2 separate regions of the Homo sapiens genome follow, and region 1 is linked to region 2. Evidence: chromatin contacts called from ENCODE Hi-C or POLR2A ChIA-PET data. All regions are on one chromosome and are shown on one strand. The core of a region is the stretch at or near the end of the contact, and the rest is flanking DNA. Distances in the headings are between cores, read along the strand shown.

Region 1 (2,500 bases), core at 1-2,500, 310 kb after region 2:
CTGAAGGCTGGGCTGAGCGAGCCAGGACAGGAGCTTGGACAGAGCCTCCTTGTCTGTGGAGTGATGGGAGAGGAAGCAAAGAAGGAAGGCACAAAGCCAGAAAGCACAGCAGTAGTTGGGAAAAAGGAGAAAAAGAAAAGATGCGGCCGGGCGCGGTGGCTCACGCCTGTAATCCCAGCACTTTGGGAGGCCGAGGCGGGCGGATCACAAGGTCAGGAGATCGAGACCATCCTGGCTAACACGGTGAAACCCTGTCTCTACTAAAAATACAAAAAATTAGCCGGGCGTAGTGGCGGGCGCCTGTAGTCCCAGCTACTCAGGAGGCGGAGGCAGGAGAATGGTGTGAACCTGGGAGGCGGAGCTTGCAGTGAGCTGAGATCGCACCACTGCACTCCAGCCTGGGCGACAGAGCGAGACTCCGTCTCAAAAAAAAAAAAAAAAAAAAGAAAGAAAAGAAAAGATGCAAACCCTGGCATTGAGGCCCCCCCAAAGCCACCAAGGAGGGCCCCTGGGAGAGCGCGAACTCTGCTCCGGCTGCGGGTGGTTGCTGTGGTCTGTGCCTGTCACTCCCTGCTTGCTGAGGCTTTCGTGCCTCGGGTCCACTGGGGAGCAGGAGAAAGTGCCCAGTTCTGTCTGTAGAGAGGACGTCACTCAGGGAGAGGGGCAGGAGCTGAGGGCACGTGACTTACACCAAGGCTAAGGTGCAACGCGAAGGCCCTGACACCTGAGCCCCTGGGAGTTGAAAGGTGACAGGCTAACTTGGGGGATGAGCGGTAGAGTCCGGAGGTTCTAAATGGAGCACAAGTGGACCCTCGAGCGACCTGAGAATACAACCCAGAGGGCTCATGAACTGACATGGGAAAACAATGACATCTGTTTTCACTCACCTCTGGTTGAAACTGAGCAGTTCCTTGTATTATGAACATAGGTGGCAACCACTTAGTGTTAGCCAGCAGAAATAACGGGAAGTTTCATTCCACACTTTCGTTGTTGCCAGTATCTCAAAATGTTATTCAGGCTCATTGCTATTTCAAAATCCCATGGTCAGAGACCCATCCTCCCGGGTATCAGAAAGCATGGGAGCCCTGACCCTGACGGCCACCAGGCTGCAGGCAGAGGGGCATGGCCCACTTGGACCTGAGGGTGTGTCATTCAATCCAGCAAACATTCATTGAGCACATTCTCTGTGCTGGCCACCAGGTCCAAAGATGAACAAGGCCGAGACCCCGCCAGGAGGAACTCAGGGAATGCGACAGGCACAGATGAGCAAGACAATAGTGACAACGCAGCATGATTCATGCTGAGAGTGCCGGGGAGGGCGGGAGGCCAGGCAGGGTTTCTCACGGGAAGTCACATTTGAACTGGCTTTCTCACACTTGTGAAAGTGCGCCCAAGGACGCAGGACTTTCCTGAACCAGAAAAATCCCTGCTCGCGAGTGTGCACATCTCCGCTTAGAGTGCAGAGGAGCAAACAGCAGAAACTTCCCCCGGCTGTGGAGCCGAAACAGGAAACCACCCAGGAGCCCTGTGCAGAAGCGGCCGGGGATTCCCAGTTCCCCAGGACCCAGTGGGCGTTTTCACAGGAAGCCTCTCTGGGTGAAGCCCCTGCTGTACCCGTCCCGCTAGGGATGGAGGCTCCATGAGGTCACAGGTTGTTTTCTGTTTCGTTGGCTAATGAATCTCAAGCATCTATGCCTGGCACGGATTTGCTTTCTACAAATATGTGTTAAATGAATGAAGAAACACAACTGGATCCTTCCAAAATTGACAGGGGCCCAGCACAGTGTCTCATACCTGTAATCCCAGGACTTTGGGAGGCCGAGGCAGGAGGACTGCTTGAGGCCAGGAGTTTGAGACCAGCCTGGACATTGTATTGAGACCCTGTCTTGACAAAGAAATTGTTTTTAATTAGCTGGGCATGGTGATGCACATCTGTAGTCCCAGCTACTCTGGAGGCTGAAGTAGGAGGATCACCTGAGCCCAGAAGCGCAAGGCTGTAGTGAGCAGTGATTGCACCACTGCACTCTAGCCTGGGCAATAGAGTGAGACCCTGTCTAATTTTTTAAAAAATGCTGGGGGCAGCTGGATAAGGCAGGCCGTGGCTCTGTCTCTGTGTGTGGCACTTGTATCTCCAAATCGCCATGGTGCCCTGCATGTAGGTGACCTAGGAAGACACCTCCTCCAGGTCCAGCAGATGTGGAACTGTTTCATGCCATTGAGCAGGTGGAGTGCTGTTGAGGTATGGCTTACTCTGCCCTCTCCCGGGACCACAGGGTGCGCTCTCGCGGGGGTCTGGAGAATCCTAGCAGGTGTCTGAGCTGCCTGGATTAGGGATCTCTTTCCTCAGAGTGTGATCTGAGCTGGAAGGATGGGTTCCAGGCTAGTGGGGGAGGGCTGGGACTATCTTCTCTGGGAGCCTCCATCTTTGGCTCACAGTGGGTGGGCACAGGCACCTCACAAGGCCTGACAGAGGCCAGTCCCCGATCAGTGTAGGGAGAGC
Region 2 (6,907 bases), core at 3,901-6,400:
TCATTTTCTCTCTTGCCTGCTGCCACGTAAGACTTCTGCCTTCTGCCTTCTGCCTTCCGCCATGATTGTGAGGCCTCCCAAACCACGTGGAACTGTGAGTCCATTAAACCTCTCTCTCTCTTTTTTTTTTTTTTTTTTTTTTTTTGAGACGAGTCTCTCTCTGTCCCCCTAGGCTGGAGAGCAGTGGCGCCATCTCGGCTCACTGCAAGCTCTGCCTCCCGGGTTCACGCCATTCTCCTGCTTCAGCCTCCCGAGTAGCTGGGACTACAGGCGCCCGCCACCACGCCCGGCTAATTTTTCGTATTTTTTAGTAGAGACGGGGTTCCACCGTGTTAGCCAGGATGATCTCGATCTCCCGACCTCGTGATCCGCCGGCCTTGGCCTCCCGAAGTGCTGGAATTACAGGCGTGAGCCACCGCGCCCGGCCAAACCTCTCTTTCTTTATAAATTACCCAGTAGTCTCAGGTATATCCTTATGAGCAGTGTAAGAATGGACTAATACAACTGCCTTACTCCAACCCCTCTCAGTACTTAATGCAGACTCCACTCTGAATGAACCTCTATTTTAATCGCAAATATAGAGGTGATCCCTACCCCAAACCTTCAATAAAATCGTAATTCTAATGCCAGCCTTAAATTAAATCTGAACCCAAGTTTTACTTTGATTCCCACCCTAACAACTACTTCCAGTTTTAACTCTCAAGCCCATTCACTCACACCTCTGAGAAAGAGCCTTATTTTAAACCATACTTCTTCCATCCTTTTCTCCATCCTTCTATCTCTATCAGCTTGTTGACTTCAACATGGGAGTTATTTGGTACTTTAGCTTTAGAGACCGGCAGACCTCTGCTTCCATCTCTAGTTCCACTTTTAGCATTGTTTAAGGCTCACCATTCTTATTTGTAAAGTACATGCCTTAAAGAATTTTTTGGAAGAATTAAGAAAGTAATGCCTGAGAGGCAGTTGGGGTTAATAGATGCAATTAACATTCTTGTAACCTCTGTGATGATTCCATGCCAGGCTTCAGTCATGCAAACATCAGTCTAAACTCCTGCTTTAGAAAATCTAAATAAGATGTATTTGGCAGTGTTGTGAAGGTGGAAGAAAAATCTTGCCTTACTCAAAAAAATGAGAAAAATTATGACACAAGAATGATTTGCTGATATTTCTGGTCCTTTTCTCTTCAACCTATCAATGAAAATTCACAAAGCACGTTTGAAAAATTTAGACCTTAATTTGGAAATTAAAAGACTATTATCAAGAGATGTTTCATATTCTCCTCTTTTGACCTCACTTCTAAACCCACCGTTGTTTGCTCTGTTTATTTTTTTGAATAGCTTGTTTTTCCTTTTAATTTGTCATTACCTTTCCTCTAGGCTTTAGATTTCATCATGAATTCACGTTTCTCTACTCCAAAGGAAACAAAATAATGTATATAGATGACTTCAGAAAATAGAGAATAATTTTTTTTAAGTGACAACTCCCTTTCATGTGTTCCTTGTCTCACACAGGCCCTCTTCTAGAAGTAGGACATAACCTACTTTTATGTCCGTTAGTAAGAAGTATTAAAAGAATGGGAAAAAATACCCTTCACCTAACTTTAAAAGGGGTTTCTTTTTTAGTAGGGTAGAAATTAATGCAATGGAGTTCCCGATGAAAATGGGAAAAGATATTAATCATTTAGAAAAGAAATATATTCACATTAAATACACATAGCAGATTCAGGAGCCATAATACTTAGAAAAATAAAGTGTTTTATCAAAACAGATATCTATATCTATTTATCTTGGAGAATATATGTGTAAATTATCCAGATGTAAGTTTTTAAACTATATTATGAATGAAAGTTACGATTAAAAATTCATTACTGAGATATCTCACATTATTAGAACACTAGTGAAATGAATGAGAGCTGGGGACAACCACAAGTGAAAAAGAAAGGGCTATTATTCTCCATGCTGGGAAAGCCCCGTTCTAACTCCTTTATTATAGGCAAGAAAAATAATCTTATTCTTCTTCATGAGCTTCTTTTTTGTGGAATTCTCATTCTTGTTCTTTTCCTCTTTTGGGTGTGGCTTGCTGTTTCTCTCCCTTTGGTGCGGGTGCCAGCTGTAACCAGAACACATGATTTTTAATTTCTCAGGACCTCATAAACATGCAACTAAAATGAAATAGAAAATGTTTCACTTCAAAGGTACAAGCTCTTTTGGCCAAACTTTTCAATTCCCTGCTAGAACTTCTAGGTTCATCTAATTATCTCCACTCGGTGGTTGTGCTTTAACACTGGGGTGGTGCTTCAGAGCAGAGTGAACAATAAAAGGCTTGTTTCCATCTGAGAAAAAGCAGTGTTTCAAATCCTGATTGCAATGTAAGAATATCATTTATACAAATTCACCAAAGTACAAGGGGGCAGACTTGCCAATACATGAGCATCATGTTATTCATTCTTAAAGTTGCTGTTTTGGCTAAACAAGCAAAAGGTTGTTTTCCTTTTGCTTTTGGGTAGAATGCCAGCTTTGTGTTTTGTTATCGTGCTTTGTCACCTAACATGCAGAGCATTTCATTCTAAACCTTTCCTATGCTTTAAGTTTCAGTTAACATAAAATGAATGAAAGTCCTCCTCCTCCTCTTTCTTCTTCTTCAACAAGGTCTGGCCCTCTCACCCAGGCCAGAGTGCAGTGGTGTGATCATAGCCCACTGTAGCCTCTACCTTCTGGACTCAAGCGATCCTCCTGCCTCAGCCTCCCAAGTAGCTGGAAATACAAGCACATGCTATTTTAGTTTTTATTTTGTAGAGACAGGGTTTTGCCACATTTCCCAGGCTGATCTTGAACTCCTGGCCTCAAGCAATCCTCCCGCCTCAGCCTCCCAAAGTTCTGAGATTATAGGGGTGAGTCACCACGACCAGCTGAAAGCTCTTCTTTATTGATATGACAGGTTCACAGTGTGGTAAAATATGGGTATTTCAATGAGAGATAATCCGAATAAACGTTGAGTCCATTTAAAATCCTTTAAGAAGCGTGGACATTACAACACAGGGAAAGCCTGGTGGTGGGTATGGAACGGAAGAGCCAAGGAAAAGGAGAAAGACATTTCTGCTGGAGCCAGTGCCTGGCATTGTGAACCCGAGATGGGAAGTCAAAGGGCAGGGATGAGGAGCGTGGCAGGAACACACTACACACCCTACGTGTATCCACGGCAGAGTTGTTTTCCTGGAAATATATGGACTAGAACAGTCTAGCTTGAAACCAGGGAAACAAAATCATTAGTTACATCATCACAAACCACAAACACCTATCCAAAAGGGAATCTTTATCAGCAGCATGGGCCAGGTGCTGTATTCTCAAAACTTTCCTGGGAATCATCAGGGCATTCCAAAGGGCAGCAGTAGAATGAAGGGAAAGTTCAAGGTAGGTAGACTTCAGTCTGCCCAAAGAACATCCCAACCAACCGCAGCACTGGCCGCGAACTGCCTTACTGAGGAAAGTTGCCTCCACCTGCCCTAGCACACCGCAGACTCCACTAATGATTTCGGACTTTTTCCAGGCTTAGCCCTGCCTAGTTTCATAACCCAAAAAACCTATAGCCAGCGGGGCATGAGCTCCCCCTCCCCACAAGCAAGTGGGCTTAGGCCAGCCTCGGCTGGCTTGGGTGACAGCACTGAACAGTGCCAGGTCTGCTGAAAGCATGGCCGTGAAGCCTTTGCACTTACACACCTCTGGGGTTAGCCTGCCTTGCTGGCTCTCCTGCCAGGCTCCCTACACTCATTTTCAACTAGTTCTCCCCAGGGAAGGAGGAAGAGCTGGCAGCTCTGCCCAGATCACCTGCTTCCTTCCAACCCTTTTGCCCAAGGTTCGACTCTGTACCAGGGTTTCCCATTTCCCTGGGGAGAGCCAGACAGCTGTGGAAAGCTGGTATTTCCATGTCATTCCTGAAAACCTCATGTGGCAACTGATGACTAGTCATGGCCTGATGTCATCTAGAGCCATTTTTCTTCTCTCTGCTCATCTGCACGCTCAGTTAACTCAGGTTTTGTACATCTTCGTTCAAACTCATCACCTCCATTGCTCCAGGGCTTTCCCCTTGGATTCCACTGGATTCAAGGAGCAAATGTCCCCGTTTGCTCCTTCAGATCAAAAGTAGGGAGAAGAGCTTAATTCTCTGTCTTCCTGAATGTAGCAGATGGTATCAGTGGCCCCACCTCCCACTGGCATTCACTTCTACTTATAGCTGACCCCTGAAAATCTCCACTCAAAGCCTTTTTTTTTCTGACCTTGAAAACACACTGTGCCCATGCATGGAGAAGCCAGACATGCTGGAAATTTCATTCCCCTGAAAGCAGCCTGAACCCATGACAGATGGAGAATTGGTGGATTAATACCCCAGATCCCTGGCCCCTTGGTTGGATGAATTCTGAGTCTTGGTTTTCAGAATTCTCTAGTGGGATCGAGCTCTATCTGCCCATGGTGGTAATTTGCTTGATAATGTGCATCCTTTATTGGCTTTCTTGTCTTCTCTGTCTCATGTCCACTATTTCCAGTGTTTTCCGGGACCCTTTCTCAAATTCCTGGCACTTGAATTCTTATCTCAGGGTCTGCCATTGTGTGAGGCTCAGCACAATGCCTAGCTAGCACATAGTAGGCACTCAATTAATTCATCCTTGACAGGTCATTGATCAATATTGCAGATGGGATTTCTGCCTTGGGAGAGAGGTGACACTATATGACCGTGAAGGATTCTTGCAGGTGCAAAAGTCTTCCCACGTAGAAATCAATGTCTTTCCAACTAGGAGACCTAGAAAAGGAGCTGTGAGGTGGAAACATATGAAAAAAAAATTTTCTCCCCTCTGTGCCAACGTGCTTTCATATGTGAAGGAGGAAGCGAGGCTCACAGGTTGGTTATGAAATCATTCAATTTCAATTTCTTGAGCCAGCATATCGCCTTTTATGGACACTGCAGCCCAGGGTAATGTGCAGGGAGTGATTTTCCATCACGTTCTATATAGTTCACAGCAGAACCAAAAATAAGATGTTCAAACCCTAGAGTATTATATTATGAATAAATACGGTCAAATCATATACCAAATACAATTATGATTACTCCATGACCAGAACTCTCGTAACACTCCTTTATGGTTGGTTGACACTGCATTCATATTTCTGTGTCTCAAGTGAGGAAATGAGTCACCAAAACGGTAAAAAAAAAAAGGCGCTGAAAACTGTCTGGCTGCTGTCTGAAGAGAGCTGGAAGAAAATGTTCCTGACCTCCCCCACCATATGCCCGGGCTGATGGGGGCTTCACCACAGTCCCAGACTCTCAAATCTTTCTGACATATTTTCATAAGAGAATAAAACACTGTAGTTAACGAGCTATGTAAGTTCCATTTGTGAATTGGTGTTTGATGAAATGATACATTGTAGAGGTAAAATGGGAATGTGAAAAGCAGGGTTTTTTTTTTTTTTTGTCCTAACAACTGAGTGTTTCATATGGTTGAGCAAAATCACATTTTAATATAGTTGAGCGTATTCCAAATGAGGTCTCTGCCTCCAAGGAGCTGCCTTGCTGGGAAGTCTGTAAAGTTCACATCCTTTTAACAGAACCGGAGTTGATGGAACAGGACAGTCAGGGAGGGGTCTGCACCTGGAGTTGAGACATGCCTGTGGGTGAAAATGGTTGCTTGGAGGGAGGAGACCCCCACACAGGCAGCGGATCACCTGCAGAGAGGACCGTGCCTGGCAGAGGACTGGGTGGTGCCCAGCACTTTGGAAGTCTAGAAAATAAGTAGTATATGGGTGTAGCGCAGACTGAGGCCTGGCAGCAGGGAGCAAGTAATGTGTGATGATCCAAACAGACAAGCACTAAAAACTAAAAGTAGGCCGGGCACAGTGGCTCACGCCTGTAATCTCAGCACTTTGGGAGGCCAAGGCAGGCAGATCACGAGGTCAACAGATCGAGACCATCCTGGCCAACATGGTGAAACCCTGTCTCTACTAAAAATACAAAAATTAACTGGGCATGGTGGTGCACGCCTGTAGTCCCAGCTACTCGGGAGGCTGAGGCAGGAGAATCACTTGAACCTGGGAGGCGGAGGTTGCAGTGAGCCGAGATCGCGCCATTGCACTCCAGCCTGGCGACAGAGCGAGACTGTCTCAAAACAAAAAACAAAACAAAAAAGAAAAACTAAAAGTAGATCTACCATTAAAGAACTAAAAGGAGAACTACCATTTGATCCAGCAATCCCACTACCAGGAATCTACCCAAAGGAATATAAGTCATTATGTGAAAAAGACATATGCACACACATGTTTATAGCAGCACAATTTCCAATTGCAAAGATATGGAACCAACCTAAGTGTCCACCAACAAGTAAGAAAAAGAAAATGTGCTATATATACACCACGGAATACTACTCAGCCATAAAAAGGAATGAAATGTCTTTATGCAGCAACCTGGATGGTGCTGGAGGCCATTATTCTAAGTGAAGTGACTCAGGAATGGAAAACCAAATATCGTATGTTCTCACTCAAAAGTGGGAGCTAAGCTATGAGGATGCAAAAACATATAGAGTGATGTGATGGACTTTGGGGATGCAAGGAAAGAGGTTGGCAGCGAGGTGAGGGATAAAAGACTGCTCAGGTGATGGGTGCATTAAAATCTCAGAATTCACCACTAAAGAACTCATCTATGTAACCAAAAACCACCTGTACTCCCAAAACCATTGAAATTTAAAAAAAAACTGAAAACAAACAAACAAAAAAAAACAGAAGCAATGATGTCTGGAAGCCCCAGTACTGGCTAAAGGAACAGTCACTTGTCAGGCTCCAGAAGTAAGTCTAGAAGACTTTGGAACTGTGTACTTAGTGGCAGTGAGGAATTCAGTCACTAGAACTAGAACTAGAACTGTGGT

What was found. A loop is a pair of places that touch in the nucleus more often than their neighbours do. ChIA-PET counts read pairs that join two places held with the same protein, here RNA polymerase II (POLR2A). Pooled maps may share reads with other maps.
Region 1: a pooled map shows a loop between it and region 2 (2.4-fold over the local background). The contact joins the promoter of LNCARGI here to the enhancer-like site in region 2. A Hi-C loop is called at or near these places in 5 of 50 pooled maps. POLR2A ChIA-PET finds 5 or more read pairs at or near these places in 2 of 52 experiments (OCI-LY7 and T-cell).

Annotation. Positions count from the first base shown.
Region 1 is chr13:99,431,500-99,433,999 of GRCh38, forward strand. It overlaps LNCARGI (lncRNA antiviral response interferon signaling inducer), which reads right to left and starts at 1,251. Exons shown (of 2, transcript NR_197585.1): 1 at 888-1,251. RefSeq lists enhancers at 378-557, 568-647, 891-2,090, 1,098-1,827.
Region 2 is chr13:99,119,966-99,126,872 of GRCh38, forward strand. No RefSeq gene overlaps it. Among named protein-coding and RNA genes, the nearest start is that of DOCK9-DT, 37 kb to the left of the region's middle. RefSeq lists enhancers at 29-88, 5,104-5,203. Within about 2 kb of position 5,151, at least 2 of the 41 ENCODE cell types and tissues checked have a DNase peak (open chromatin) inside an H3K27ac peak, as active enhancers do; they include OCI-LY7, where a contact is called at or near this core.